Linked DNA regions of Homo sapiens: region 1 is linked to region 2. Evidence: read pairs that join two places in POLR2A ChIA-PET (ENCODE). Cell type or tissue: PC-9. All regions are shown on one strand. Links, peaks and the distances in the headings refer to the core of each region. The heading gives the core; the rest is flanking DNA. Region 1 holds the start of PRDM12 (PR/SET domain 12). Region 2 has its middle 40 kb from the start of FUBP3.

Region 1 (15,695 bases), core at 3,181-11,180, 130 kb before region 2:
AGGCTGGAGTGCAGTGGCGCGATCTTGGCTCACTGCAAGCTCCACCTCCTGGGTTCACGCCATTCTCCTGCCTCAGCCTCCTGAGTAGCTGGGACTACAGGTGCCCGCCACCACACCCACGCCCGGCTAATTTTTTGTATTTTTAGTAGAGACGGGGTTTCACCGTGTTAGCCAGGATGGTCTCGATCTCCTGATCTCGTGATCCGCCCGCCTCGGTCTCCCAAATTGCTGGGATTACAGGTGTGAGCCACCGCGCCCAGCTTTTTTTTTGTTTTTTACATTTTTAAAAATTCTACTTTTTTTCCAGACCTCACTGGGGTGGAAGGAAGAGGTTTTGTGAACCTCCCAGAAAAGCAGATAATGGAATTGAAATATTTAACATAAATTAATTGTGAAGGAAGTCTGTCTATGAGATGGTGCAGATGAGCCCTCTGTCACCAGGTCCATGTGTGACCTTAGGCAAGTCACTCTGCCTTTCTGTGTTCCTCAAATGAGGGGGTCAGGGAGGGAACACGGTCCCTGAGTTTCCCCCCAACTCTAAGACTCTGGTTGTAAGTCACCTCCAACATTGTCCTGACCCTTGGTTTCCAGTCTTGGATGAAACCGGACACGTTGATGTCATGGTTCTTCCAAAGCAATCAGCACCCTCCCCCAGACCACTGAACACACCCCACAGGGGGTTCCTGCTCAGTCTGGAGTCAGACATGTTGGGATCCACTAGGGCTCCCCATCTGCTGAGCAAGTCACCTCGGGCAAGTCGCCTCACGTCGTGGGGCCTGTTTCCTCACATTGCCATGGCCTCACTGAGTGGTGTTTGGGGTGCAGTGGAGCATATGCATAAAGCTCTTTGCATAATCGAGACATGGAAGCGCCAGTGATTGTTTTTCCTGGAGCTCGCCAACCTCTCAGAGAAGCTGGCAGCGGTTTCTGGCGCATCCAGGTCCCTGCAGGAGTGCTCACTGAGCCAGCAGAGCTGCAGAGGCCGCTGGTTCGGTGGAAGCCCAGGGTGACTGAGGTTCTGTCTTCAGTGTCCAGCAAGAGCACAGGCTGGGCCCGAATGCTCCGAGGACACCAGCCTCATGCAGGTACCCGCAATTCCCAGCCCCATCTCCCCCAGAAGGGAAACCAACTCCTCCAGCACAGATGTGGGATGAGATGGGAGGCTCAGCAAGCCCCCAGCTGAACTCCACCTCCAGGCTCCAGGCCTGGGGGTCATCAAATACTAAGCCAACACCGGCCTTTTAATTTTAATTGAAAACAACTATTATTAAATATAAATACAGTAACAGTAGGCTGGGTGCAGTGGCTCATGCCTGTAATCCCAGCACTTTGGGAGGCCGAGGCGGGCAGATCACTTGAGGTCAGGAGTTTGAGACCAGCCTGGCCAACATGGTGAAACCCCGTCTCTACCAAAAATACAAAAATTAGCCAGGCGTGGTGGTGGGCACCTGTAATCCCACCTGCTCAGGAGGCTGAGGCAGGAGAATCGCCTGAACTTGGGAGGCGGAGGTTGCAGTGAGCTGAGATCATGCCACTGCCCTACTGTCCGACCAACAAAGTGAAACTCCATCTCAAAAAATAAATAAAATAAGAACTCTGATGGTGACTATTGCAGTATAAGGGTGAGTCATTTATTTACTAAGAACGCTTTTAATGTACTAAAATTAATTTTACTAATGAATTTAAAAATTAAAACAGCGATGCAGACATATGGACCGCATTGTATAAACATATAACATGGTATGAAATGAGCAGTCACTCTCTGCCACTCTGGATGCCAGCCACTGTCGCTGGTTTGCTGCTTGTCTTTCCCCAGAAGCGTTTGCCATTTCGAGACTATTTTAAAATGCTGACTTACAGTTCATGGAGAGTAGCATGATGCCATCTACATCATGCCTCTGACTTTTTAAAAAATAATGAGCACATATTACTTCTATACACACACACACACACACACACACACACACACACACACACAAATTATCTTTTAAAAGCAAGAAAATCAGTTAAGAAGAGCCTACAGTTTGGGTGTGGTGGCTCTCACCTGTAATCCCAGCATTTTGAGAGGCCGAGGTGGGTAGATCACTTGAGGCCAGGGGTTCAAGACCAGCCTGGCCAACATGGTGAAACCCTGTTTCTACTAAAAATACAAAAATTGGGCCGGGCGCAGTGGCTCACGCCTGTAATCCCAGCACTTTGGGGGGCCGAGGTGGGCAGATAACGAGGTCAGGAGTTTGAGATCAGCCTAGCTAACATAGTGAAACCCTGTCTCTACTAAAAATACAAAAATTAGCTGGGTATGGTGGCATGTACCTGTAGTCCCAGCTATTTGGGAGGCTGAGGCAGGAGAATCTCTTGAACCTGGGAGGCAGAGGTTGCAGTAGGCTGAGATGGCGCCATTGCACTCCAGCCTGGGAGACAGAGCAAGACTCTGTCTCAAAAAAAAAAAAAAAAAAAAAAGAAAGAAAGAAAGAAAAGAAAAACAAAAAGAAAAAATAATAGCCAGGCTCGGTGGCTCAGGCCTGTAATCCCAGCACTTTGGGAGGCCAAGGTGGGCGAATCACCTGAGGTTGGGAGTTCGAGACCAGCCTGGCCAACATGGAGAAACCCTGTGTCTACTTAAAATACAAAATTAGCCGGGAGTGCTGGCGCATGCCTGTAATCCCAGCTACGCAGGAGGCTGAGGCAGGAGAATCGCTTGAATCCAGGAGGCAGAGGTTGCGGTGAGCCAAGATGGCATCATTGCACTCCAGCCTGGGCAACAAGAGTGAAACTCTGTCTCAAAAAAAAAAAAAAAAAAAAAAAAAATTAGCCGTGAGTGGTGGCACATGCCTGTACTCCCATCTATTCAGGTGGCTGAGGCACGAGAATTGTTTAATCACCTGAACCCAGGAGGTGGAGGTTGCAGTGAGCTGAGCACTCCAGCCTCAGAGACAGAGCAAGATTGTCTCCAAAAGAAAAAAAAAAGAGGCTGCTGGAATTGAGAATGACACATATTTCCAGACAGCTGTAAGCCAGCAGCCCCAACTGCCCAGAAGCTGGGAACTGGGAGTCTCTCTCAGCCCTTCTGTGCCCCGTGCCCAGGCTTCTGGTGTCTGCCTGCTCCCAGGCACCCGCCATCAACAAACTTCTACTATCAAGCCCGGGAAACCCAGGAACCTGCAGCTTCTTCCCTGGAACCCTGGGATCACTGTGCAGAGGCTCCCGGGGTCCCGCCAGCTGACCGCCTGGATGCAAAGAACAGCCACCGTGCCCTCTAGGCCCCCTCGGCAGCACTCTTTACTGCTGAGACTCAGGCCTGGCCTGGCTGGCTGGGACTCTCTGCTGGGGCTTGGAGAAGCAGGATCAGCTGGTCATTCACTTTTCTGGGGAGCAGGGATAGGCTCAGGACACAAAACAAACAAAGCAATTCCCAAAGGAACTGAGTCCTGTACCACAAAATCCACATCAGTAAAACTCTGGAATACCAGCGCCCGAGTCTCTTTTGACAAATGGACATGCCCTGTCAACGTGCTTCTCTGGGCCCTATCAGCCCAGAAGATCTGTCCTTCCCCACTTTCTGAATTTTTATTATAAATTGGAAATGACAGAATTTTTGGTTTGTTCTCCTGCTGTAAATTCACATCCTGCCACTGAACATGCTCCCAGGAGACTGCAAATACCCTCCCCTTCTCCACAGGGTCTGAAACCCCAGTGTAAAAGGATCTCAATGTCATCTGGACAAACATCAATTTCCATTGTACCACAGATGTCCCGACACACCAATTAATAGAGTTCCAGCAAATAGATATTGGCCAGGGAGGCCACATGGCATGGTGACTCAGCACTCCAGCTCAGGGCTCAGATGGGCCTAGGTTCCCATCGCAGCTCAGCAACTTCCCGTAATCTCCGTAACATTTCAGTTTCGCCGTCATAAAAATGAGGATAGTAACAGAGAGCAGCACCCCGAGGGCTGAGCAGATTCTATTTTTTAATAGTTGCTGGCCAGGTGCAGTGGCTCACGCCTGTAATCCCAGCACTTTGGGAGGCCGAGGCGGGCAGATCGCTTGAGGTCAGGAGTCTGAGACCAGCCTGGCCAACATGGGGAAATCTACTAAAAATACAAAAATTAGCCAGGCGTGGTGGCACACACCTGTAATCTCAGCTGCTTGGGAGGCAGGAGAATTGCTTGAATCTGGGAGGCAGGGGTTGCAGTGAGCCAAGATTGCACCATTGCACTCCAGCCTAGATGACAGAGTAAGACTCCATCTCAAAAAAAATAATAATAAAAAAGTTGCTAAGACCCTTTTATTCCTTCAACATTTAGTGGCCACTTACTATGTGCTAGGCACTTTCTAGAACTGTCATTTTAGGCACCTGAAGTTATAGTAAATTCTGTGACTGGAGTAAGCCAGGAGGTTCCCCAGGGGCCACATCAGTGGATCCAGCCAGATGCACGCCCTGCTGCGGAACCTCCACTGACCGCCTGGGCTCTAAAGCCCCGTTGCCTTCGTCTCTGTTGAGAAGGCTGCTATTCTGTATTTATGGAAAGTTTTAGAGCAGCAATAGTATATTCTGCTTATTGAATAAAGATGTTCCTTCCTATTTTTGGTAAGTAATGGGTTACCGTTATGAACTATGAGTGGCAGTTCTGAGTGGCAGAAAGTTTAAGAAAACATCACAGCAGAGGTCCTTCTCCTTGGCTAACTCACCCACACGCAGAGAATAAACAGCCAATTGATTCCCAAGTCATCCAGGGATTGGCCTGGGGAACAGCAGTATCTTCCAGTCTAGCCCAGAAGGGCTGCATGAGCTCTGGGCCTCGGCCTCATCTTGAGGGTGGCCACATACACCCAGACACACAATTTATCTGGTAAGTGGAATCTGACATTGTGACAAAATGGTTTGAGAAATCTGCCACCACAAAAAAATGTATCCACTTTAAAAGTAAAATGGGTGGCATTTTATTTCCTTGTCATTCACGCAGACAGCCCCTTCTTAGAAGGCTTGCTAACTCTGTAAAAGCACTGATAGCCAAATTGGTGGATCTGTCTATATCACATATGTGATACAGTGTGTGTGTGTGTGTGTGTGTGTGTGTGTGTGTGTGTGTGTGTCCTGATCCTCTTTTTTTGTTGTTGTTGTTGTTGAGACGGAGTCTCACTTTGTCACCCAGGCTGGAGTGCAATGCTGCTGATAGTTCACTACAACCTCCGCCTCCTGGGTTCAGGCAATTCTCCTGCCTCAGCCTCTGGAGTAGCTGGGATTACAGACACCCGCCACCATGACTGGCTAATTTTTGTATTTTTAGTAGAGACGGGGTTTCACCATGTTGGCCAGGCTGGTCTTGAACTCCTGACCTCAGGTGATTCATCCACTTCATCCTCTGAAAATGCTGGGATTACAGGCGTGAGCCACCATGCCCTGCCTGATCCTCTTTTTTCAACTTAAATTCATGATCAAATGTAGATGACCATTTTTCCTAATCCTATAAACTCAAATGCTTCCCTGAAGATATTCTTCAGCCTCCTTGCCTTCGGACTGAATTTCTAAGTGTCTATTCATGTTTCCTGACTTTGTTTGGCTTCTAGCCAGTGTGACCTGCACAGCGAGATGAGACTCAGGCCCCCACATCTGCCTCAGCCTGGAGCCCTCTTGCCAAAATGATGTAGGCGTTTCTGGTCTGTCTCTTGTGTTCACATGTGTGGGTATGTGTGTGCGTGTGGGGTTGGTGAGGGGATGGGTTGGAGCCCTCCATCACATCTGTATCAGGATGGCTGGGAAAGAGCGTATGAAGGCGAAGATGTGTGTGACAGAGGGTGGTGGGGTGAGGATCTGGGAGGGTGCATTCTGTTATATGTGGGGTTCAGCTACACTGGAAGCCAATTTTAGGATGTGGTGGCCCAGCCAGATGGTCAAGGAGCCACCTCTGTCCTGGGCCTGGGCTACCTTCAGTGCTCTCTGCACCCTGCCCCACGGCCGTCTTACCTCACTTCAAACCCAATTCAGGAACCGCTCAGTTTTTTCTTATCCTCCACCTCCTGCTCCTCCAAGCACCACCCCCCTCAGCTGGGACCCAGGCTAGGCCCCCTGCTGTCACCTCTGGGAGAGTCTCTGGGGTGTTGTTATTCAGGGACAACCAAAGGAACCCATCCGAGAAGCTACTAGGCCCTGGCACCCCCAGGGGTCTTAGAAAGAGCTTCAAGGTCTGAGTCCTGGGGAGAAAATGGAACATGGACTAAAGGTCGGTCACTCTCTGCTCCTCCAGAACACCCAAAAATCTCCACCAAGCCCTAGCCCAACCCCAAGGGGAGCAGAGAAGTGGGGTGGGAAGCACCTGACTGCCTCTGCACAGCACTTGCTACCAGCCTACCCCCAGCAGCCTGTGGGTAGCTTCCCTCTACTCCTGGGCCAGATTTCCCGCCAAAGGACACTGTCCAGGGAGGGTCCCAGTGTGGGCCTGCCCTGGCAACCACGTCTCTGCTTGGTTTGCACCCTCAGCCACTGGCCAGATACCTGGATCTTTTCTGCCACCAGGCACTGCCCTACCAGGAAGCCCTCCTCTTCCCACCCTCCTCTTCCCACCCTCCTCTGAACCTTCCTGGCTCAGCCTCACCCCTGCCACACCACAGGAAGTGATATTTACCGGTTACCTTTTTTTTTTTTTTTTTTTTTTGAGATGGAGTCTCACTCTGTCACCCAGGCTGGAGTACAGTGGTGCCATCTCGGCTCACTGCAAGCTCCGCCTCCCGGGTTCACGCCATTCTCCTGCCTCAGCCTCCCGAGTAGCTGGGACTACAGGCACCCGCAACCACACCCGGCTAATTTTTTGTATTTTTTAGTAGAGACGGGGTTTCACCATGTTAGCCAGGATGGTCTCGATCTCCTGGCCTCGTGATCTGCCCACCTCGGCCTCCCAAAATGCTGGGATTACAGGCTTGAGCCACTGTGCCAAGCCTTTTTTTTTTTGAGATGGAGTCTCACTGTGTCACCCAGGCTGGAGTGCAGTGACACTATCTCGGCTCACTGCAACCTCTGCCTCCCTGGTTCAAGCAATTCTCATGCCTCAGCCTCCTGAGTAGCTGAGATTACAGGCGTCTGCCACCACGCCCCACTAATTTTTGTATTTGTATTTTTATTTTTATTTATTTATTTATTTATTTTTGAGATGCAGTCTCGCTCTGTCGCCCAGGCTGGAGTGCAGTGGCGTGATCTCGGCTCACTGCAAGCTCCGCCTTCCGGGTTCACGCCATTCTCCTGCCTCAGCTTCCCGAGTAGCTGGGACTACAGGCGCCTGCCACCATGCCCGGCTAATTTTTTGTATTTTTAGTAGAGACGGGGTTTCACCATGTTAGCCAGGATGGTCTCGATCTCCTGACCTTGTGATCTGCCCGCCTCGGCAATTCACTCACCTCAGCCTCCCAAAGTGCTGGGATTACAGGCATAAGCCACCGTGTTCAGGCTGTTACCTGGCCCTGTCTGTCTCCTCTGAGAAGGCTCAGGAAGCGCAGCTATTAGTGCTAACACTCCCCCCAGATGGCCGGCAAAACCCCCAAGTCTGCTGCCACCGAGGGAGACCTGGTTTTCTGGTCAGTAAACTGTAAATAATCACAGAATCCTCCTCCTGGGGCCCCGTGGGGATTAAATACCATACTGCATATCCAGCATCTGGGAGAAGCCTGACACACGGGGAGCCATCGCTGAGTCTGGAGTCATGAGCCGTAAGCCACTGGTGCCCATGCATGCAGAATGAGGGCCATCAGACAGCTAAACGGCTGCAGACACACGCCCTCTCTCCCACCCCAACGCATTCCCTGGGCCGCCTCTCCCCATCTTGCTTCTCTGTGTCTCTGTGACCCCTGAACCTCAGGAAACTGTCAGCCAACATCTGGGGACCTCACTATGGAGATGCTCGTGACATTCCCAATGCCGTCAAGTTGAGAGCTCCATCATTTCTGATCTGCAGCAGAAAGCTTCCCATGGAGGTCACACACCTGGACAGCGGGATGTCTGGAGACCCACCTGTCTGCCACAGCCCCATGGCCTGCGCAGAGCCAGCGAGGCCAGTGTCAGCTCCCCTCTGTCCACTGTGGTTCCTGGACACCGCTGCCCTGCACACCTCCCCCCGCCGGGTTTACCGGCTGGTCCCTACACAACAGTGCACACACACACACACACCTCAATGGCCTTGTAGAAGATGCTGGTGCCGATCTGGACCACCTCCAGGTTCTGCTCCTGTTCGTTACGTGCACACTTGATGTAGGTCATCCAGCTCCGGTGGTCCTCCTGGCTGGCATCGATGAAGTAGCGCACCGTGCCATCCTCATTGAACACCTGGGCACAGATGGATCAAGGACCAGGTAAGGCAGGGCTATGCCATGTGTACCATCTTCCAGGCACATCCACACACACACTCTCCATCCTCACAACAGCCCCAGGAAGTGGATAAAGCTTCATTTTCCCACTGAAGAAAGGAAGGCTGGAGAGGTGCAGGGACTTGCCTGAAGCTAGCCGGCTGGAAGTGGCCCACAGGGGATCAGTCTCCAGGGCTCTATGGGCTGACCATGATACACGCTCCTGTTGCCGTGTCCTCCCTACCCCCAGAAGAAGAGGGTCTCCAAGGGATCACTGCCCAGACAAAGTGGCCCTGAGCTCTCTCAAGGGATGCAGAGGTGCTCCCCATGGCACTGGGAACATCAGCCAGGCCTCAGAGAGGGAGGATCCTGGAGTCCAGGGAGGGAGGGCTGGGTCACTGTGGCACTCCAGCTTGGCCTAAACCCCTTCACGGGAGCTGCCAAGGCCACTCAGAGGTCAAACTGGACCCCAACTTCCTGACCCAGCAACTGGAGAAGGTGGTTAGTGGTCCAGCCCTCCAGAGGAGGGAGATGAGGTCAAGAGAGGCCTCTGGGCCATCCCGCAGTTCTATCAAGTTGGGCTTCTCCAGGGTCCGCCGGGGGGAGCTGGAGTGGGGGAGCGGGCGAGGGAATGAGTTTAGGAAGGGTGTGCACCAGTCTGGCCTCAGTGGGTTTCCCGTTCTGCAAAGTTAGGAAGAAGCACAGGGGTGGCCCTCCCTGGCACTGGCACTGTGATGGGTGGAAAGGCCTAGGATGGAAGCCTCTTGGAGCCTCCGTGAAAAGGGAACAGTAAGGCATGGGCTACTGAGGTCATCCGTGACTGCAGGCTGGGGACACAGAAGCTGACTCAATGCCACCTCAGCCACAGTCATCGTGAATGTCATTCTGCTTTCACCAGGCATTCTCCTTTCCAGCCCCACCTCACCCCCAGCCCAGGACTGGCCTTGAGGGGCTTCCCAGGCTGCTTCCGGGGCCAGGGAAAGAATGTAAGTGGCTGGGAAGAGGCCTGGAGGGATGGCGCGTGGGGACCCTGGGCAAGCGACCTGACTGCTCTGGGTCTCAGTGCCCTCATCTGCCAAGTGGAGCCAACCACAGTCTTGCTCTGCCAGGGTGTCCGGGGGAAGGAGGGTCGGATTTTCGGCACGGGTTGGGAGGAGCCTAGAGGCGGGGTGAGCTCCAGGCTCGGGCGGCTTAGAGTCCCGGCTCAGGGGGCGTCCAGGCCAGGAGTGTCCGCCGCTCTCAGCCCGGGTGGAAGCGGCGACGGCCGGACGCCCGAGTCCTACCCGCGACCAGCGCCCCTCGCCGGCCCTTGCGCCCCTCTGCCCCAGCCCGCGCGTACCTCCCACATGAGGTTGTTGTTCTTGCAGATGTCCACGTGCTCCGGGGCGATCACGCGGCCGGTGAAGGGGCCCATCTCGGTTCCCGCCTTGATCCACGTCTTGGAGAAGATGCCGAGGCCCTCGCCAGGGATGGAGCTCTGAGCGATGATCACCTCCGCAGGCAGCACCAGGCTGGACAGCTTCTGCACTTCTGCGGCGGCGGGGCCAGGAAAACCGGTCAGAGCCCGAGGCAGCCGAGGCCCGGCCCTTCCTTCCCCGCCGGGACCCCGGCTTCGGTCCTGCCCAGACCAGCCAAACCCAAGTCGGCCCCAAATCCAGAGAAGCCACCCGGGTGTGGAGGAAGTCGGATGTGCGGAGGCTCAACGACCTCTCCTCTGTTTGCAACCTGGAGACCCTCCGTGCCCTGGAAAGCGAGTGGTGCGTTGGGGATCATTTTTAGAAGTGGGTTTTTAGTCTCTCCGCGAATTCTCAAAGCATTCGCAACTTCTTCCATCCTCTGCCCCGGATAAGTTTAAGAATTAATGAGCCAACGGCAGCGAGCGGTTTTATGCACAGGGAAACTGAGGCCAGGTCCTGCAAGGAGGTGAAGGCCAACCGGAGACTCTTTCGCCTAGTCGGCTTCCGGGAGCCCACTGTGTGTCCAGGCTCTGGGCACTGGCAGAGGAGCCGGGCCGTGATCAGCGCTGGGGACAGACCTCGGGCTGGCAGGTGTTGGAGGTGCCAAAGAAGCACCGGCAGCAGCTGGCCAGGCTCTGCGCTCGCTGTGTGACCCCGGGCGCGCCCGAGTCCCTCTCTGCTCCCAGGCCCTGGGGTGCCAGGGAGGGCGGCGCCCGGGCTCAGACAAACCCCGATGTCATCTCTCTGGGCGGGGAGGAGCCGCGGCGGCCCCCAGCTCCCCGAGGGTTCCCCTGTCGGGCATCTGCGGCAGGGCTGGAAGCGGCGAGGCGCACAAGGGCGGCCTCCATGTCTTACAAGGTTCCCCTCTAAGCTACCTGGGAAAATACCCGGCGAGCGGGCCGGCTGAAAGGGGGGGGTTAAACGGTGTCCATTGCGGCGCGGCGGGCAATTTGTCACGCTGTTAAAGTGATCGCATTCATTCGGCTCCATTCGAAAGAAATTGCTAATTCTAAATTCATTAGCCCTGGAAGAATGCTGTAGCAGTAAATTGTAGCTCAATGCGGAGGGGACTTGTTTAAAAGGGGCCGAGGAATTCCCCTTACAAAAAAGGGGGATTAGATGGTTGACATAGCGTGAATGGAAGTGGAATTAGTCTTCACGGTAAATTAAGAGAGGAACAGAAATCGTAAAGGGGGAAAAGAGGGCGACGCGCAGAGATGCCAGAGCCAGGGAAAGATATTGTTTGCGGGTTGATGAATGAGGAATAAGAACTTGAGACATCTTAAAGAAAAGAAACTTTTCTCGCTCTCTCTTTCTCTCCCTCGCTCTCCCCGCGGCTTTTTCTCCCCGCCCGCCCTCCCTCCACCCCCTCCCCAGCCCCGGCTGCCTTTTAAAGTTCTTGGTTTAAGTGGGAACTTTCGTGGGTCAAGCCCAAGTTAACTAAATGAATTTAAAACCCCTTCTTTTTGAGTCAACTGCTATTACACGCCTAGTAAGGCTGTAAATGCCGGGAACCCGCCAGCTCAAGCGCAGGAGGGGAAGGGAGGGGCCGGCGGGGGCGTCGGGGCCGAGCGACGGGGTCGCCGGGGTCGGTCCTTGAGCCGGGTGGGCTGCGGAGCTGCTTGGTGGCTCGCGTCCTGGTTTGGCCCATGGGGAAACTGAGGTGCACCGAGCGCCGGGAGAGCCCAGGTTGGCGCGAGTAGCAGCGAGGCCGGGTATCCCAGCCGCGTCTCGCGCATCGCCAGGACGGGAATGGGGGTCGCCGGGAGGAGGGATTGCGCCGGGCTCCGACGGCTGGACTCACCGCCGGAGAAGGACTGCGCCAGCACCTCGGCGGTGAAGGCTGTCTTGGGGCTGGCGTGGTGGCTCTTGTCCTCGAAGAGCTGCTCCCCGAGCACGTTGCGCCAGCGGCCGTACAGGAAGCTGTGCAGGATGTCGGAGGTGATAACCTCGGCCAGCGCCAGTCCCGGCGCCTTCAGCCCGGTCTTGAGCACCAGGGCCTCAGCCGGGAGCACGGAGCCCATCATGGGCGGCCCGGAGCTCCCCGGCGCCGGGGGACGGCCGGGCCGACGGGGGAGGTGGGCGGGCGAGAGGGGAGCCCAAGGGGCGAGAGGAGAGCGCTGCGATGGAGAAGGAACCAGAGCAGGGGGAGGACGGAGAGGAGGAGGACGCAGGAGGGAGCGGGAGGTGAGGGGGCGACTGGGAGGAAAGCGAACGAGGGGGAGAGGGGAAGAGAGATGGTGAAATCTGTAGAGATGGCAAAGGCGGCGCGGAGGGTGGAGAGACGCGGGTGGAGGCGGAGGCGGGTGCGGGGGGTGCAGGGTGGGTGAGAGGCGGGTGGTTGCAGGGAAGCGGCAGCAAGGGGCTCAGGCGCGCGCTAGCCTCTCGCACACTCGGCCGGGGCCGTCTTCCCCTTGGCAAAATCTCAGCGCCTTTATAGGAGCCGCAGTGACCCTCCTAATTGGTTATTAATGACCCCCTGACGTCGGAGGACAGACTTGTTGTACCCGGCTGGGCTCGAGGAGCCTTCGTCGCGAGAGCGCGAGGGGCGGGGGCGCGCGGACCGCTCCAAACAGTACCCCTCCACTCCTCTCTCCCCTTCCTGGTCCTTCCTCCCCCCTCCTGTTTTTCCTTCTCTCCCCGTGGGAAGCGCAGGGCAGGGAGGGAGGCTCAGCCGGCTCTGAGGAGAGGAGGGGACGGAGAAGGGGAGGGGGTGCGGCGAGGCTCTCTAGGACTCCAGGGACCAGGCTAGACAAGAGGGGACGCCTGGCTTCGGGCCCCGCGCTCCCCTCAGGCCTGATCTATGTTCACCGGCCTGGCCCAGCCCGGCGTTCACCTTTACTTTGCTGCCCCGGCTGGCCGGCCCAGCCCTGCACCGCTCTCCCTCCCCGGCCAGAGCCCGCGTCCTCTTCCCTCTCCGGCCCTGCACTCCCCGGGCCGCCACAGTCGCCCCGAGCTCGCGCGCAGCCCTAGTTGCCACGCGGATCCCCTGCTCAGACTGCGCTGCTGAAGCCGGCGCTTCGCTTCATACGGGCCGCGCCAACTCGGTCGCTGTGCACGGTCGGGTGCGAAACTCCTCCGCGGGCTCACGGGGCTGCCGAGGCGGGGCCGCAGCGGCCGTCGGGGCTGGGGCTGGTCCCGGCCTGAGACAGCTTCATGGAAGGCCAGGCTCCCGGCCCTTGCGGGGCCAGGTCGGGGGTCGAGATGGGCGGACAGGAATCGCCCTGGCAGCCTGTCTCTGGGAAAAGAATTTCCTACGGGATATAGGGGGATTGAAAGGGGTCCCGAGACCCTTCCTAGGTGGGAGCAGGCGTGCCTGAGAGCGAAGTCCCTCAGAAACTGCAGGCAGCTCCGCGAGAGGCCTCAGTGCGGGTTCGGCTTGCGGCCCGGCTTTCCGGCTCCTTGCTGAGCTGCAACCTCGGGAAGCCGGTGGCGTTGCGGCGCCCCTTCCTTCTTGCCTCCTAGTTCTTTCTTTCTCCTCTGCCTCTCTCTTCTTTCCCTTCCTCTCCTCTATTCCTCCTGCCCATCATCCCAGGAGCAGACTTGCTTTGCGGCGGTTTCGAGGCACCTCGGAGCCCAGCGATCCCCTCTCCCGAAGCAGGTAGCTGCTGAGCCCAGCGGAAGGCCCCGCTTCCTGCAGGCTTCGCGGCTCCCCAGTGTCAGCCTCAAGCCTCGGACCCCAGGCCCTGACATGCTGGGTGAGGGAGCTCACCCCACCTGCCGCACTTCTGGCTCCCATCACCAGCCTACAATTTCAGATGCCGCTAACAGAGGTGCCTGGACCCTCTCGGCGTGGGTCAGGCTCACGGATTAGTCTCCGCTGGACTGTGTGGACTCCCTAGACCTTCTCCTCAGCGCGGAGGACTTGGGTGGAAGAACAGCGAGCTGACCTCCCATGAGCGAGACCCTGTCCAAACGCCTGTTGGCATAGACGCCCCTCCACCACCCGGACGCGCCTTGGCTAAGAGGGTCTCACACCTGGCGTCCAGACTCCAGACCCCTGGTCCCCAGTTCCTGCCAGTAGTCTCCGGCATCCCCCGTCCCCGTTGGGACGCAAAGGGAGGAAGGCGGCGGTAGCTGGCCTTCAGACCCTGCGTCCGGGTCCGCCCGAGGCTGGAGCCCAAGGAAGGGCACACCTGGCAGAAGGCAGGACCGTTGGGCAGGGCGCCAGCAGAGGGCAGCGCTGCTGAGGAGGGAGGTGGGTTAGGGTCGCCGAACCCTCCACTCATTTTTCGACGCAGCTTGTGGGTCGCATCGGCTCCCTGGCCAGAGCTCGAGTCTGAGGGGGCGTATGGAGTCCGATGGCTCCTGCAGGGGAGCCTCACCGGGGCCTACTTCTTGGCTTCTGGGAAGACCTAGGTGGAGAGGACAAAGTGCTAGGAGCGAGGGAGACGACGTCGGGGAGCGCTGCCAGGAGCCAAGCGCTGCGGCAGCTCCCAAGCCCCGAAAGCGACCTCAGTTCCTCCAGGACACCAAAGGGGGATAAGGACTGCTGTGTGTCCTGTGGACTGCCCCTTTCCTCTCTGGGCCTCGGTGTCCCTGTCTGTGCAATGGTTTGAGTTGGACTTTGTGAACTGAGGTTTCTTTGCTTGGTCTCTCTTTGGGTAAGATCACTTTACCCCACGACAACCCCGAGGATTTTGCCCTCTCCAGGGCCACGTCCCACTGCGGGAAGCCCTCAGGTCTGTGCATCCTCCGTGCTGGGGTGCAGCGTTTGGGTCCTGAACCCCGGCTTAGAGTTAGAGGCTTGGATTCCGCTGGCGCAGTGACCACGGGCTCGGACTGCGGCCAGGGAGTCCCATTCCTCTCCTCCGGACCCGCAAGCCCGGAGAGCAGTACTGGGAGCCGGGCAGAAGCGGAGCGCAGAACGTCCTCCCAGCTGGTGCGCCCAAATCTCCACCGCGCTCACATTTTGTGCTTCTAGTCTAGCGGCAAAACCCACCTGGACCCCCGCCCGGGGAAAAAGGAGCCCGTAGGTAGCGCCCAGTCTCAAGGTGCATTGAAATAGGGAGCAAGACCCTGTGCTCACATCTCCCCGGGAGGAGATTTCGAGGGGAAACATTCCGGGCTTTCCCAGCGGATGACCCGTGTTATTTTGTCATTTTCCGCGGGGCCCAGGCGCGGAATGTGCTCGCGCAAAAGCCCCCTCCCCTCGGCCGGGCCGGAGCTCTCAGGCTCCGTCGCCCCCCTCGCCCGCTGGCCGCCACTTGGCGATCTCTTTAATATTCATGGGCGTTAATAGAGAGGCCCTCAGTATATCGGTCCATTGTGGGCGGCTCGTAGGACTTGAATAGGCCTCGGCCCCCTTTCTTCGGCGCGGCTTCCCGAGGGGCCGGGCCAGGAGTGAATGGCCCCGCTTCCCGCTCCGCGCCCCCTCCCCCTTTCAGGGAGAACATCTTTATCCTCTTCTCCGCTGCCGCCGCCGCCCGGGCCCCCATTCACGCGGCCCCGGCTCCGGGCGGAACGAATCAATTTGCCGCGGCTCTTCGGAGGTCATCCTCGCCGCCCGGGTGCCCTCTTCCCCTGAGCCCACGGGAGTGGAGAGAGGGCCGCCGCGGCAGGCCGACGGCCCCACGGAGGGACATTGAAGGGGAAGTGGAGGAGAAGAGCAGGGGCGACCCGGAGGGGTGGCTGGGCCGGGGCGGGCAAGACAGTCTCAGGGCCCGGCAGCCGCCCGGGGTTGGCTAATTTCTAGTTGTTGCCCCGCTCAGGGCGGAGCGCCGAGGGGAAGGAGGCCGCGGCCCAAGCCCGGAGGTCCGTTCGTCCTCCCCTTGAGGCACCAGCGCGCGTCCCTTCGGCCCGGCTGAGGCACCTATGAGAACGGGGGCGTGTGGGACAGCCCAGGGCCCCGCACGACGCTTTCGTTCTCGCCGGTGCGCCGGGGCTTAGCTCCGGGAGAGCCAGG
Region 2 (15,695 bases), core at 3,476-11,475:
TCTCAGCGGGGAGGGGCTGGTACCTCTGGCTCCTGCCACCTGCCCGCAGCTCCTCCTCCAGTCCTTGATCCCGTTTTCTGAACACCAGCGTGCTCCATGAGGGCCGTTAACCAAGGAGAAAGAGCTGAGAAACCAGGTGCTGATGGGCCCGTTTTGTCACTCAACAAACTGGTCAAGGAGGTCCATGAGGAGCAGGCCCTGTCCTGGGCCCCAAAACCCACAGGTGAGTAAAGCCAGGCCCATCCCCAGAGAGTGCTAGAAGGAGTGGGAGAGAGAGTGGGAAGGGGAGCCAGGAATGGGAGGAGAAAGGTGTCTCAGCCCTTCTGCTGCTTTCTCTGTAACCAGGGTGTGCCTTTTACAAAGCGCATCTCATCCCATCTCTTTCCTGCTTGAAATCCCTGCATGGGCCGGGCGCGATGGCTCATGCCTGTAATCCCAGCACTTTGAGAGGCTGAGGGGGACCGATCATGAGGTCAGGAGTTTGAGACCAGCCTGGCCAACATGGCAAAACCCTGTCTCTACTAAAAATACAATAAATTACCCGGGTGTGGTGGCAGGTGCCTGTAATCCCAGCTACTCGGGAGGCTGAGGCAGGAGAATCGTTTGAACCTGGGAGGTGGAGGTTGCAGTGAGCCGATTGCGCCACAGCACTCCAGCCTGGCTAGGCAACAGAGCCAGACTCTGTCTCAAAAAAAAAGAAAAGAAAAAAAGAAATCCCTCTATGGATGTCCTCCCCCACTCTCCACCGCCCTGCAGGTAATGTCCCCGATTCTACATACTCCACCCCAACTGCTGCCACTTTCAAACTCCATGCACCCGCCTTGCTCAATTACAGCAATTCTCAGACATGCTGTTTGGTGTCTCCACGTGTGTTCGTTTGCTAGGGCTGCTGTCATAAAGTACACCTGCTGGGGGCTTAAACAGCAGAGCTTTCTTGTCTCGCAGTTCTGAGATCTACAGGATCTGAGATCAAGGTGTTGGCGGAGTTGGTTTCTTCTGAGGGCAGTGAGGGAGAGTCTGTTCCCTGCCTCTCCCCAAGCCCCAAGCTTCTGGTGGTTTGCTGGCCATCTTTGGCATTCCTTGACTTGTGAAGGCATCATCCTGATCTCTGCCTTCATCTCCACACAGTTTTCTGCCTCCGTGTGTGTGTCTGTGTCCAAATCCACCCACCCCCCCTTTTTATTGGAGACAGGATCTCACTCTGTTGCACAGGCTGGAGGGCAGTGGCGCGATCTTGGCTCACTGCAACCTCTGCTGCCTGGGTTCAAGCGATTCTCCAGCCTCAGCCTCCCAAGTAGCTGGGATTACAGGTGTGTGCTACCATGCCCGGCTAATTTTTGTATTTTTTAAGTAGAGACAGCATCCATTTGCTTGTGAAAAGCTGGGGCACCACTCCTCGGCGAAGACTTTATCTTCATCTGCTTCTGCAGCTCTAACAAAATACCTCAGACTGGGTAATTTATAAAACATAGAAATGTACTTTCCATAGTTCTGGAGGCTGAGAAGTCCAAGTTCTGGTGCTGGCATCTGGTGAAGGCCTTCTTTTTTTTTTTTTTTTAATATTTGTTTTGTGTAGAGATAGAGTCTCTACACGAGAGACCTGTGTAGAATGTGGACCGGCTGATCTCAAACTCCTGGGCGCAAGCGTTCTTCCTGCCTCAGCCTGCTGAGTAGCTGGGACTACAAGCATTTAGTTGGCTGCCTTTATGCTCAGCTAATTTTTAAGATTTTTTTTCTTTTTTTGAGATAAGGTCTCTCTCTGTTACCCAGGCTGGAGTGCCACGGTGCAGTCACAGCTCACTGCGGCCTCCACCTCCTGGGCTCAAGTGATCCTCCTGCCTCGGCCTCCCAAAGTGCTGGAACTATAGGTGTGAGCTACCACGCCTGGCTTGGTGAGGGCCTTCTTGCTGCATCCTCACACGGTAGAAGGCAGGAGGGCAAAAGGGCGTGATCCTCCTCTGTCAAGCCCCTTTACAGAAGGGCACCTCCCTTCACAAGGGAGGAGCCCTCGTGGCCTCGTCACCTCTTAATGGCCCCACTTCCTGATACTGCCACATTGGCAACACCTGAATCTTGGAGGAGACCCATTCAAATTATGGCAGAGGCTGGGTGTGGTGGCTCACGCTTGTAATCCCAGCACTTTGGGAGACCAAGGTGGGTGGATCACCTGAGGTCAGGAGTTCGAGACCAGCCTGGCCAACATGGTGAAACCCCTTCTCTACAAAAAATACAAAAATCAGCTGGGCATGGTGGCGGGTGCCTGCAATCCCAGCTACTCTGGAGGCTGAGGAAAGTTAATCGCTTGAACTCAGGAGGCGGATGTTGCAGTGAGCTGAGATCGCGCCATTGCACTCCAGCCTGGGCAACAAGAGTGAAACTCCGTCTCCAAAAAACAAAAAACAATAAAAACCATAGAAGACCTCTCAGTAGCTGGGCTAGAAGGGCCCGTCCCTCCCCTGTGCCCCCCTGTCCTTGCACAGTGCTGACCAGCACATCATCAGATACTCTGCACCGTCCGCCTGCCTTTTTGTCTCCTAGAGCCCACTAGGTTGTCATCTCCTCAGGGGCAAGGATTGTGTCTTACTCACCTCGGTGTGCCCAGCAGCTTGGCAGGGCCAGCTCATAGGAGATGGCCCTGGACTGAAGCCCATGGAATGAATGCACTGAGGAGGCAAGAAAGATGAGGCAAAAGGTAGAATAGCTGAGGCTGGGCGCGGTGGCTCACGCCTGTAATCCCAGCACTTTGGGAGGCCGAGGCGGGAGGATTATTTGAGTCCAGGAGTTCAGGACCCGCCTGGGCAATAGAGTGAGACCTTGTCTCTACACAAACAAATTACACAATTTTTTAAAAGATGGAAAAGCTCCTCTGGATCTCGCCTGCCCCGGAACTTCCCTTTGGTAGGGAAATGAGCATGGTTCCCACGGCTCTCCTAGAACCTCAAGACTCTTTTGAAGTCTGGATTTTCCCCAGTGGGTGGTCGATGGCGGCTGGCAGCTTGGGACCAGGAAGAGAGAGGTGGGAGTCCCAGGGGCTCAGGCGGGTGGAGGTGGGAGCGTGCAGGAGGGGGTGCAGGCGGGGTGGGAGCCAGAAACCAACAGCGCCAGGCCCAGCCTTCCTCAGGAGCAAACCACAGTCCTTAAACACTCCCCAAACACACTGATGATGTAAATCTGGTTTTAAAATAATAACAATAATGAGAAATAAAAAGAGTGAGCAGATGCAAGAGGGAGGGAAAGGGGGCTCTGCCAGGCCCCCTCCCCAAGGGGGAAAGCACGTGGAAAAATTGAAATTAGTTGTGACAGCTGAAATTCTCTACTCTACAGTCGACATTTTGACAGGGTACTTAAAAAAATAATAAGAAAAGGGAAAGTGGTTTGGGTCACCCAAGGAAGGGGGAGAATGGGGGATTTCAAGTGACACAAGACGCATAATTCAAGCTTCTTAGATTGCAAAAGCTCTTCTTACCTAAGGGGCCTGCTGCCTTTATTTTTATCCAAATGGCTCAATTACCGCAAAGCCCCACAGAGAAAATTACGGATGTTTGCCTCTATTTTTCTCCTCTTGTCTCGACAACTGTAGATATTTTGTTTTCCTTCTTTCTCTCTCGCTCTCTCTCTCTCTTTTTTTTTGGTGGTTGGTGGGGTGAAGAGAGAAGGGGGGTGTTCAGATGGGCTCAGGGGCCAGGGGCTTTTGAATTGCTCCTCAAAGCCCGCATCACACACACACACACACACACACACACACACACACACACACACACACCCCTCCCACAATCCTAGGCCACACACCACAACTGGTCTTTTTTGTGCGTCCGTTTTGACATTTGTCCTTTCTGTCTTCTGCTGTTCCTTTCCTCCCCTCCGCTCCCCTCCAGTCTCTCCTCTTACTTCCTGCAGCAGCAGCAGCAGCAGCAGCAGCTTTGGGCCTCTCCTCTGCCCAGCGGGCACCCCTCCTAGCAGCTCTCGTCTCATCTCAGCTATTTCCAAACCCTACAATAGACACAGGGAGGCACGGAGGTACCCATTTTCCAACCTTCTTATTGGCTCTCCGTTTGTCATTTTCAGAATTGGCACTCTGGGGAGCCAGGGCTGGAGGCTGCAGCTCTCACTCTTGCCCGCTCTGCCAGATGAGGGGTCCCAGCCTAGCAACCTGCCACAGGCTCCAGAATGGTCTCTGGGAGCACTAGGACTGGGAGGAATGGTGTCTGAGCATGAGGTCCTGGGCCTCGATGCTGGGGACATGCAGAGGAGGGGGCTCCTGCCAGTCCGAGTTACCTCTTATGCACCACTCTCCATCCCACCGTCCTGGCCTCTGTGCCATCCTCATCCACCTCTGCCCTGGGTAGTGCCATCCACTACCTCCCTGCCCCCCTTGGGCCCCTCCCACCAGGCCACACCCCTCCCTTGCTTAGAACCTCCATGACTCATCGACCTTGGGATACAACCCCTCATTGGCCTCGGATCAAACCCAAATCTCTCCCCATGGCCCACAGGGCCCTGTGGACCAGCCCCACCTCCTCTCCAGCTTCATCACGAATTCTCTCTCCCAACTCACAGCTCCCTCCTGCCTTGGGCCTTGCAGCTGTAGGTCCTCCCCTGCCCTGCTCTCTCTCTCTCTCTCTCTCTCTCTCTCTCTCGCTCGCTCCACCCACTTAACCCTCACTGAGCATCACTGAACCGTCACCTCCTCAAGCAGCCTTCCCCACCCATCAGGTCAGGCTTTCATAGCACCTGCATGGGGACAGGGAACAGCCAATCAGAGCCCAGCTGCAGGATCCTGGAGGCCATGGTGAGGCAGGTGCAGCAGGACCCAGGTGAGGGAAATGGACACAGGAAGCATCCAATGTTTATTGAGTTTACTCTATTTTTTTGAGATGGGGTCTTGCTATGTTGCCCAGCCTGGAGTGAAGTGACCCAATCATGGCTCACTGCAGGCTTGAACTCCTGGGCTCAAGGAATCCTCATGTCTCAGCTTCCTGAGTAGCTGGGACTCCAGTTGTGTTTTAATCACCATGGCTGCCAGTGGCCATCAGCCTGTCTATCCCTGTCCGTGTGCCTCCACCCCCCAGTAATTCTCAATTTGGTGGCAGGCACCTCCACTAGCCTGCAAGCCCCCACCCCACCTCACAAGTTTGTAGCTATAAAGGGCACACATCATAGGTGCTCAATAAATAGCTGGTGATGGATGCAAAAGCCCTGGGACCAGGCCCTTTCTGGGGACCACTAAATTCTATGCCCACCAGCCCCCACCTATGTTGCACCTGCAGGCGCCTTAGCTACAGGCAGCTGCCAACAGAGCAAGAAAACCAGTGCGGTGCATGGCATTGGTGGGGCCCCTGGCATTGTGGTTTACTTCAAAGGCTTCTGAGGCAAAGGGCTGGGTACAAATTCCAAGCTCAGTGCTCTCTTGCTGGGTGATTTTGGCCAATGCGTCCAGCTCCTCCGAGCCTCAGTGCCCTCACTTGTAAATGAGGGAGATATTGGGTTTGAGGGGGACTAATGTATGTACATTGCTGAACGCCTTGTGTCTTGAGCCTGCATGATTATTGAATTAGCTATATTTATTGTCCTCTTGCCTTCCAGAGTCAAGAGGGATCCCTGTTTGCCCCTCGAATCCATCATGCACTCAACAACCATTTCTGCATTCACTGGGTACATATTTTATGGAGTTTCTATCATTTTCCAGGTATGGAGATACAGCAGTGAATGACTCAGATGGAAAGCCTGCCCCTGACAGCTGCCATTCTGAGGGATCCACTTCCTGCAATGTCTCACTGACTCCTCCCACGGCTCTTGGCAGTAGAGACTATTATTGTCCCCATCTTACAGCTGGAGAAACTGAGGCTCAGAAGACTTGATCAATTTCCCCAAGATCATTCACTTACTGGCAGAACCAGGACTTGAACTCAAGCCCTTGGGATGCCAGAACCTGAACTTTCAACTTCTGATCTTTTTTTTTTTTTTTTTTTTTAATTGAGATGGAGTTTCACTTTATTGCCTAGGCTGGTCTCGAACTCCTGGGCTCAAGCAATCCTCTCACCTCAGACTCCCAAGGTGCTGGGATTACACACATGAGCCAACACACCTGGCCTCAACTGCTAATCTATAATGGTAATGCTTCTCCAGAAAGATTTTTCATTTTTTTCTTTTTCTTTTCTTTTGAGACGGAGTCTCGCTCTGTCACCCAGGCTGGAGTGCAGTGGTGTGATCTTGGCTCACTGCAACCTCTGCCTCCCGGGTTCAAGCAATTCTCCTGCTTCAGCCTCCTGAGTAGCTGGGATTACAGGCACCTGCCACCACGCCTGGCTAATTTTTGTATTTTTAGTAGAGACGGGGTTCACCATCTTGGCCAGGCTGGTCTTGAACTCCTGACCTCATGACCCACCCGCCTTGGCCTCCCAAAGTGCTGGGATTACAGGCGTGAACCATCGCGCCCGGCCCAGAGAAACTTTTCTAAGTGCATTTCAGATTGGGTCATTTCTTTGCATAATCCTCCTCAGTGGCCTCCAAACTCCTAGGCTCAGCCCAAGGGTTCTGCAAGTCTGACCCCACCTTCATCTGCTGCCTCCTGTGTGCCTTGAGCCCCATCACCCTGGCTGGGTGTCTCCTTCCAGCCACACTGGTCCTTCCCGTCCCCAGACCGATCTGCTCTCTCTTACCTCCAAGCCTTGGCATGTGCTGTTCCTTGTGCCCAGAACACCCTTCCCTTCCTCTTTGCATGGCTAATCCTCCTCCTTCAGGTCTTGGCTAGACTTCCCCTCCCCAGGAATGAGCTCCCTGAGGCTGTGAAGCAGCCCCACCTTCATGCTCCCCCATGCGGGGCTTGCCAGTCACAAGGGGACTCATGACCTGTTTCTCCTCTAGCCTGTGAGTTCCCCCAGGCTGGTGCCTGCTTCTGCCTTTTTCAAATTTATACTCCAAGCACACTGCAGGAGCTCAACACTTACTTGCTAAAGGAGCAGATTAAAGAAAAATTGTAGAACCTGCTCTCCTGGCCCCCTCGTTTCACCCTAGCTGCAGAAGTGAGCAGTAGTCACGTTTTTCATGACAAATGAAGATGGGCGCTCCTTCCTTCCTCCCTCCCTCCCTTCCTCCCTTCTCTCTCTCTTTCTTTTTTTCTCTCTCTTTCCCTCCCTCCCTCCCTCCCTCCCTCCCTCCCTTCCTTCTTCCTCTCTCTTCCTCTTTCTTTCTCTCTCTCTCTTTCTGATGGAGTCTCACTCTGTCACCCAGGCTGCAGTGCAGTGGTGCAATCTTGGCTCACTGCAACCTCCGCCTCCCAGCTTCAAGCGATTCTCCCGCCTCAGTCTCCCCAGCAGCCGGGATTACAGGTACCCGCCCACACGCCTGGCTAATTTTTGTACTTTTAGTGGAGATGGGGTTTCACCATGTTGGCCAGGCTGGTCTTGAACTTGACCAAGTTTCAAAGGCTGCATAAGAGTTAACCCAGTGGAAAGTAAGTGGAAAGCACCGAAGAGGAGGCAACAGCCTGTGATCAAGCCAAAGCTGTGAATCAGTTGTGGTGGGAGAACCACTGGCCATTCTGAGTGGAAGGTGCAGGTACACACAGAGCAGGGCAGAGAGGTAGGGGAGAGGGCTGGCCAGCTGGCGGCACCATGGTGTGCCTTATACGCTCTAACCAAGCATTTGGACCTGAGCTTTAGGCCAGTGGTTCAAACTGAGCTCCCTGGAATCCTCAGAGCCCCACTGGCACCTGGAGGAAGGTGAACCAGAGGGAGGGAACGGACGAGATGATGCAGGTTCTGCACCCAGCCCCACCCCAGGTCTCAGGGAAGCTGCACTTTCATTGGTTGTTCATTTAGATTTTCAGTGTAAGATTTCATTTGAAGGGTTTGCAGCAAATGCATTGGAAACTGCTCCTGCAAGCTGGGAGAAGTCTTAAGCCAGAAGTGACATGACCAGCATTTTATGATTCATTTGTTCTTCAAAAAACTTGGCAGAGGCCGGGCACGGTGACTCATGCCTGTAATCCCAGCACTTTGGGAGGCTGAAGCGGGTGGATCACCTGAGGTCAGGAGTTTGAGACCAGCCTGGCCATGATGGTGAAACTCCATCTCTACTAAAAATACAAAAATTAGCTGGGCGTAGCGATGGGCACCTGTAATCCCAGCTACTTGGGAGGCTGAGGCAGGAGAATCGCTTGAACTCAGGAGGCAGAGATTGCAGTGAGCCGAGACCGTGTCACTGCACTCCAGCCTGGGTGACAGAGAGAGACTCTGTCTCAAAAAAAAAAAAAAAAAAAAAGAAAGTAACATGGTCAAGCATCAGCCCAGGACGATGACACTGTCCTTCCTGTCCCAGGCATTCCTTGCTGAGAGCATTTGTCCCCCGCCCTGTGCCACTACTGAGCTGTACAAGGAAGCAATCCCCTGTAGCAGCTCAGAACTCAAGCCTCGGTCTCAGAGACTCAGGTTCAATTCTTGACTCTCAGCTCACCCATCGTGGTTCCTTGGGCAATTGTGTATAAACTCAGTTTCTGTACCTGAAAAGTCAAGCTAATAACAACACCCACCTCCCGTCGTCAAGGTGAGGATCACACAAGATCATTGGTGCCAGAGGCTTGGCGTGGTGTCCAGCACATGCAATCCACAGCACCTGCCCTCCCTGTAGGCAGCTGCGAGGTCCCTCTCAGGAACAATATGTGCTAGGGATGGGGATACAAAAACAGAGCTGTAGGTCTGCCCGTGGGGACCTTACAGTCCAGGCGGGGGAGCAGGAGTCTACACACCAGGCAGAAAAATAACGAAAAACCAATGAAACGCAGGCAGAAGGGGATGAATCCAGATGGCCAGATCCTGTGTCTTGGCTCAAAGTAGAGGCTCAATAAATGTTTGTTGAAATGAAAAGGATTGCTGGGCATGGTGGTTCATGCCTGTCAGCACTTTGAGAGGCCGAGGCAGGTGGATCGCTTGAGCTCAGGAGTTTGAGACCAGCCCAAGTAACATGGCAAAACCCTGTCTCCACAAAAAAATACAAAAATTAGCCAGGCATGGTGGCACACACCTTTCGTTCTAGCTACTCAGGAGGCTAAGGTGGGAGGATCAAGATTGCTTGAGCCCGTGAGGTCGAGGCTGCAGTGAGCCATGATTGCAAGCCATTGTACAAAAAGGAAAGAAAGAAAGGAAAAAGAAATGAAAAGAATTGAAGTCAGTGGACAGAAAGATCGCCCTGGGCTGTGGGAGTCTAGGAAGCCTATTGGGGGAGCAAGAACCTGAGCTGGCATTTAGGCAGTGGGCAAGATGTTGGTGGCTGAGGGCTGGGGGCAGGTGGGGAGCACCCCAGTTTTATAAAGAGGGGGCCTCCTTATCCCAACCCTGCTACAAACTACTGCAGGCTGCTTAAAAACAACCTCACTGTTTTTCCCCTCGTTCTACCTTTCTGCGTTGTCTGGATGTTTTTGGTAATGAGCGTGTGTTACTTTAAAAACCAGAAAAAGCAATTAAGTTATTTTCATTGGCAAGATTTAAAAAAAAAAAAAACATTCACAGACACAAAGGATGGTTAAAATAAAGTTCACACAGAAAAAAACAGAAGAGGGATCAGGAGCAAAACCGAAGAGGGAGGTAATTATATCAGGAACCCTGGAAGAGGAAGAGTGAGATATTTTGATGAATGATTCACCCTGACTTACAGCCTCCAAGATGAGGCCAAAAGGGAAATTGGGAGGGGTGGAAGATGGGGTAAAAAAGGATGCACGCTTTGCAGGGAGGAGAGGATTGAGGGCCGTGGGGGAATCATGATGGCAACTCTGGTTTGCCGAGCACTTATCTAAGCCGAGCACCCTGCTGAAACATTTCCATGCTGTTCTGGGGAGGATGTTATCTCTGCCCACACCGTGCAGATGAGCGTCGCATCCGAGGTCTGGAAGCGGGAAGTGGCCGCTCAGACCTCTGAACCCACACGTGCTAGTGCTAGCTGTGCCCACGGCTCTCCCTCCTCTGCCGCAGGGGCAGGAGGAGGCTGCAGCATAGGCCAGCGGACAGAGCCGTCCTCAAGCGCTGTTGTAGGAGTGCAAGAACTCGCCACCCTCGAGACCGCCGGCCTGAACACTGCAAGCTGCTGCCTGAGCCTCTCTGATGGAGTCCCGATACAGCGCAGCGACAGTTGAGCCCAGAGATGGCAGGGTACATGTGTGACAGAGGGGACAGGCCATGGAGCTTAACCCCTGCCTCTCCAGTGGGGCCAGCGAGGAAAGGGGCCTGTGGAGCCCGGGCAGGAGCACTGGTTCGGCCGTCTCATCCTTGTCCCTCTGAGGGAGGGTCTGTCGCTTTTGCCATCCAGGCTGGGCTGTTGGAACAGGGTAGGAAGAGTGTCTTTTCTGCTCTTGAACCCTGACCACCAGCTTCTTCTCCATCTAAAACCAGGAAGGGTCTTTAAAAAAGGTACCTGGCTGCTCCCCTCCCTCCATGGCTCCCTATGCCCTCAGGATAAAGCCAAGCTCCTTACCACAGTCTACTGGGTCCTTCTCACCTGGCCCTGGCCACTTCTCTGTCTCCTCCCTTGGGACTCCACTCACGCTGGCCTTCTTTCTGGTCCTCCAATTCAGCTCTGCCTCAGGACTCTTACATATGCTGTTCACTGGCCCCTGCCTGTGCCCACACCCTAGTCTGGTGAGGTTCTTATCTTTCTGATCTCAGCTTAGCTCACCCTAGTTTCCAAGTCTGGGCCAGGGGCTGCCCTGTTATGAGCCCCAGCAACCCTGTCTTGTGCTGACTGGCTCCAAGGACTAACCAGGCACCACCTCACCTTGTGCTAATCATGACAGGCGCTGCTGGTATCTCGTTTTCCTGATGAGGAAACACACTCAGAGAGCCTGAGGCTACAGGTCAAAAGGCAGAGCTGGGATTTGAACCCAGGTCTGTCGGAAGCTCCCAGTGCGTAACAACAGGCAGCCTTTGGGAACTGGAAGAGACCCCAGAAGCCACAGTCCAACCCGCTTATGGGGTGGGTGGGGAAACTGAGGCCCAGAGATGGCCAGTGACTCCCAGGGAGCTGGCAGAGAATCCTGCCCACCTGGCTCCCCAACCCGGCCCCCCAGGCGCGAGTTCCTTGCCTCCCCGCCCTCCACCCAGTGAGCAGAGCTGCGTCTTCTCTCCTTGCAGAGCCTTGCGGTGCAGAGGTACGGGAGGGAGGCAATGGCTGGGCCGGGCACCCTCCCCAGGAGCCAGGCTCTGGCTGGGGGAGTGGAGGGGCCTCCAGCTTCCTTCCCCACCCCTCCCCTAGCCCTGCTGGCAGCTGCTTAGCTCAATTAGCCAACAAGTGGCTGTTTTGTGGAGTTACTGCTGATGTGTTTTAAGTGGCTTTCTGAGTGGGAAATGTTCGGGAGGAGAATCAGGCAGACAAAGGGGCGCGAGTGCATTAGGTTTTATCGCTCTGTTTTGTACACGTCTGACATCACTCTTCAAAGCAAGTTCTGTTCGGCCCTGGGAGAATGATAAAGAGACAAGTGGGAGGGAGTGCAGGCAGGCAGACACGCACGCTCTCTCCCCAGCTCGCTCTCTCCCCTGCTCCCTTGCACGCATGCCATCCATCCCGTCCTCCAAGTGGAGGCATAATGGCCGGAGACGCTGGAGCAAACTGTCCGACAGATGGGGCCTGCCCTGCTCCGGAGGGGAGGCTCGGCTGCAAATAAAGTCTTCAGGTGAAATAGAATAACTGAAGTAGCCAACGATTGTGCGGTGAGAGGGTAATGCGTCTGCCTCTCGCTAATGGCTGCACAGTTGCCAGAGAATGAAACCTCTTCTGATCACGCAGGCGATCCAAGGACAAAAGTCAGCGAGGGAGATGGCAGAGAGAGCGGGGAGGACGGAGCCCCCCAGCTTCATTCCCCACCCCCACCCTCGGGCTGAGGCTTGGACAAAGGGCCCATCCCCGCCTCCAGCTGCTCACTCAGGGCTTCGGCTCCAGGTTTGGTAAAAAGTAATGAGCAGGAAAGTAGCTACCTTTGAGGGGGCACTGGAGAGGATGCTGGGGGTGGGGGGCAGGGGTCCTGGGAGGAGGGAAGACTGGCGTAGGCAATGGTCACGCAGGGTGGATGGCGAGAGATGGTCTGAAGGTACAACGGCTTTCCTTTTGCCTCAATGCAACGCAGTCATCTTCAGGAGCCCCCTTTCTCTCCAGCCCTCGGTTTCTGTTTCCTTAAAAGGAGGAGCTTTGCTTTAACCTGTTGCCCATCTGCTTGTCCGTCCATCCACCCTTCCAAATAGTCATTCGTTTGGTAAGTTTTTGTCTTTTTTTTTTTTTTTTTTTTTTTGAGACAGAGTCTCACTCTGTTGCCCAGGCTGGAATGCAGTGGCATGATCTGGGCTCACTGCGGCCTCACCTCCCAGGTTCAAGTGATTCTCCTGCCTCAGCCTCCTGAGTAGCTGAGATAACAGACATGTGCCACCCCACCCAGCTAAGTTTTGTATTTTTAGTAGAGATAGGGTTTCCCCATGTTAGCTAGGCTGGTCTCAAACTCCTGACCTCAAGTGATCTGTCTGCCTCGGCCTCTCAAAGTGCTGGGATTACAGGTGTGAGCCACCACACCCTGCCATAAGTATTTTATTTATACATTTATTTACTTATTCTGGTGATTCATGAATTGGGCAGCCCCCAGACCAGAATAGGTTGAGAGAGACTCCCAGTATTTTTTGTAAAAAGGTTAAAAATATTTGTTTTTTGCTGTGCATGCACTTCCGGGCACTGAAGTTGACACACACTTTCCTGCTTCCCTTTCTTCGTTCATGGTGAGCTCTCCCCCCTGGAAACCTCCATTCTTCCATCTTCACTTAGTGAAATTGTATCCACTTTCAAAGCCCATTCTGCGTGCTAGCTCCTGGGCGCCACTTGTTCAGATGTACTCATCTCTGTCTGAGTTATATATCATTTGATTTAATAAGTATCTTTTGAGCATCAGTTATGGGTTAGGTCTTCTGCTAGGGGCTGAGAATACTGAGGTGAACGAGAAGCTCCCAGGTTAGCACGGGGGATAGACAGTGAATGAAAAATCCCAGAAATCATCATTCATTACAGCCTTGACACTGCTCTGAGGGGAAGTCACACAAGCCTGTAACAGGCCTCACGCTGGCTGGAAGGTCTGGAGGTCTCCTGGAGGCAGAGACCCTATGGGTGGGGAGACTGTTGGGGGAGGGGGATGAGGGGCCCCGGAACACTGAGCCCTGAAGGAGGCCGAGCCCCAGGTGGGCAGAGAGAGAGGGAAAGGAGGAGTCTGGGTAACAGAACAGGGAGAAGGTTCTGGGACATCCAGGCAATGGCTCTCACCTGTAATCCCAGCACTTTTGGAGGCCGAGTGAGCAGATCACTTGAGGTCAGGAGTTTGAGACCAGTTTGGACAATATGATGAAACTCTGTTTCTTTTTCTTTTTTTTTTTTTTTTTGAGACGGAGTGGAGTCTCGCTCTGTTGCCAGGCTGGAGTGCAGTGGCGCGATCTCGGCTCACTGAAGCCTCTGCCTCCTGGGTTCAAGTGATTCTCCTCCCTGAGCTTCCCAAGTAGCTGGGACTACAGGCGCGCGCCTTCACGCCCAGTTAATTTTTGTATTTTTAGTAGAGACGGGGTTTCACCATGTTGGCCAGGATGGTCTCAATCTCTTGACCTCGTGATCTGCCTGCCTCGGCCTCCCAAAGTATTGGGATTACAGGCTTGAGCCACCGCACCCGGCCACCCTGTTTCTACTAAAAATATGAAAAAAAAATTAGCGGTGTATGGTGGCACACGCCTGTAATCCCAGGTACTCAGGAGGGTGAGGCAGGAGAATCTCTTGAACCCGGGAAGTGGAGGTTGCTGTAAGCCGAGATGGCGCCACTGCATTCCAGCCTGGGCGACAGAGCAAGACTCCGTCTAAAAAAAAAAAAGGAAGGTTCTGAGGTGGGAAGGGACCCCTGAGGGGCAGGAGGGACCACAGCCAGGGCCAGTGAGGCCACAAGAGGCTGGGCGCAGGAGTGAGACCAAGAGAGGTCTCTGTTCTGCAAGTCGTAGTCACAAGCATTGGTGGTCCCAAAGGCCATCCTTGCTCGGATAGGGGAGAAAGATGCTCTTTTAAAAAAAAAAATTTGTTTTAACCAAAGGCAAGTCTTTCATTGAACTTCTTGCACCCCTCATCCACCCCCACCCAGCCCCAGTGCTGGCTCTTCCCCATTGTCCATCCCTGCAGCACCTGTTCAGGGGCTGGAGGACAGGAGGGACACACATAGCGGGAAGAAGGAGCAAGAGACAGAGACAAACCTTGTGCAGCAGACGGGGCAGACCACTGGGCAATGGGGGGCACCTGGGAAAGACGCGTGTCTCCTTCATGGCTCCCCTCGGGAAAGGAGTGGAGAATGCTTTCAACATGGAGAATGCCTTCTCCCCCTCCAGTAAAAGGTATGTCTTTTTGGGGTTTTCTCATTGCAATGGTAATGCACACCTGCTGTAAGAAAAAGCCAAGCGTCTATTAACTGGTTTTCAAAAGGAGAAAAAAGGAAAAGCCAAGTGTCTCGGAAATCAACAGGCCAGAACTTTGGAGCCCTCCTGGCTCCTGTCTTCCTCCCACCCCCAGGTCCAGTTGATGGGCTCCACCTTTGGAGTGGCTTCCGCTCTGACACTGACAGCCACCTCCACCCTCGGCTCTGACCCGAGCCCCCACCACAGATCTAACAGGCTCTTCACTCAGCAGCCAGCGGGGCCCTTTATCAATGGCAGGGCAGGGCACTCCTCTGCCCAAACCATTTGGTGTCTTCACTTTGCTTGGAGCAAAAGCCAAACCCTCCTCTCAGCCCTCAGGGACCTGTGTGATCCGCTCCCACCCTTTCCTCTGCCATCCCGCCTCTTTTCCCCCAGGGGGTCTTCAAGGATCTGGTCCCACACTGCACTCACAGCAGCTGCTCTCTGGAAAGCCTCAAGTCGTCTTGTCCTGAGTGTGTGCCCCCCAGGCCATAGTCAAAGACTTGCTTAGAAACCCAGCCTGAGGCTGGGCATGCTGGCTCATGCCTGTAATCCTACCACTTTGGTAGGCCAAGGTGGGCGGATTGCCTGAGCTCAGGCGTTTGAATCCAGACTGGCCAGCATAACAAAACCCTATCTCTACTAAAAATCCAAAAATTAGCCAGGTTTGGCACATGCCTATAGTCCCAGCTTCTTGGGAGGCTGAGGCAGGAGAATCGCCTGAACCTGGGAGGCGGAGGTTGCAGTGAGCTGGGATGGTGCCACTGCATTCCAGCCTGGGTGACAGAGCAAGACTCTGTCTCAAAAAAAAAAAAAAAAAAAAAAAAAAAAAAGATCCAGGTATGGTGGCTCACATCTGTAATCCTAGCACGTTAGGAGGCCGAGGTGGGTGGATCACCTGAGGTTGGGAGTTCGAGACCAGCTTGACTAGCATGGAGAAGCCCCGTCTTTATTAAAAATTACAAAATTAGCTGAATGTGGTGGCACATACCTGTAATCCCAGCTACTCGGGAGGCTGAGGCAGGAGAATTGCTTGTATCCTGGAGGTGGAGGTTACGGTGAGCCGAGATCGCGCCATTGCACTCCAGCCTGGGCAACAAGAGCGAAACTCTGTCTCAAAAAAAAAAAAAAAAAAAAGAAAGAAAGAAAGAAAGAAAGGAAAAAAAAAAAGAAACCCAGCCCTGGCATCATCCTTTCCTCCAGCCCTGCAGACCCTGCGGCCTCAGTAGCTCCGTGTCCTTATCTCTGCCTCCC

What was found. ChIA-PET counts read pairs that join two places held together with the same protein. Peaks named below come from ENCODE experiments on the same cell type or tissue, not always from the same donor. Only the 100,000 strongest peaks of a DNase experiment are listed, where the experiment ranks them.
Region 1: POLR2A ChIA-PET joins it to region 2 with 15 read pairs; 2 of 35 experiments call an interaction of 5 or more read pairs at or near these places.

What each region holds. Positions count from the first base shown.
Region 1 is chr9:130,660,776-130,676,470 of GRCh38, reverse strand. It overlaps PRDM12 (PR/SET domain 12), which reads right to left and starts at 11,877. Exons shown (of 5, transcript NM_021619.3): 1 at 11,595-11,877; 2 at 9,673-9,863; 3 at 8,158-8,313. The coding sequence starts at 11,817. RefSeq lists enhancers at 8,677-9,876, 10,630-11,303, 12,594-13,435. In PC-9, for the core only: no CTCF peak of the experiment used is centred there; no DNase peak of the experiment used is centred there; H3K27me3 peaks cover 1,168 bases.
Region 2 is chr9:130,531,867-130,547,561 of GRCh38, reverse strand. No RefSeq gene overlaps it. Among named protein-coding and RNA genes, the nearest start is that of FUBP3, 40 kb to the left of the region's middle. RefSeq lists an enhancer at 2,278-2,778. In PC-9, for the core only: no CTCF peak of the experiment used is centred there; a DNase peak (open chromatin) is centred at 7,881.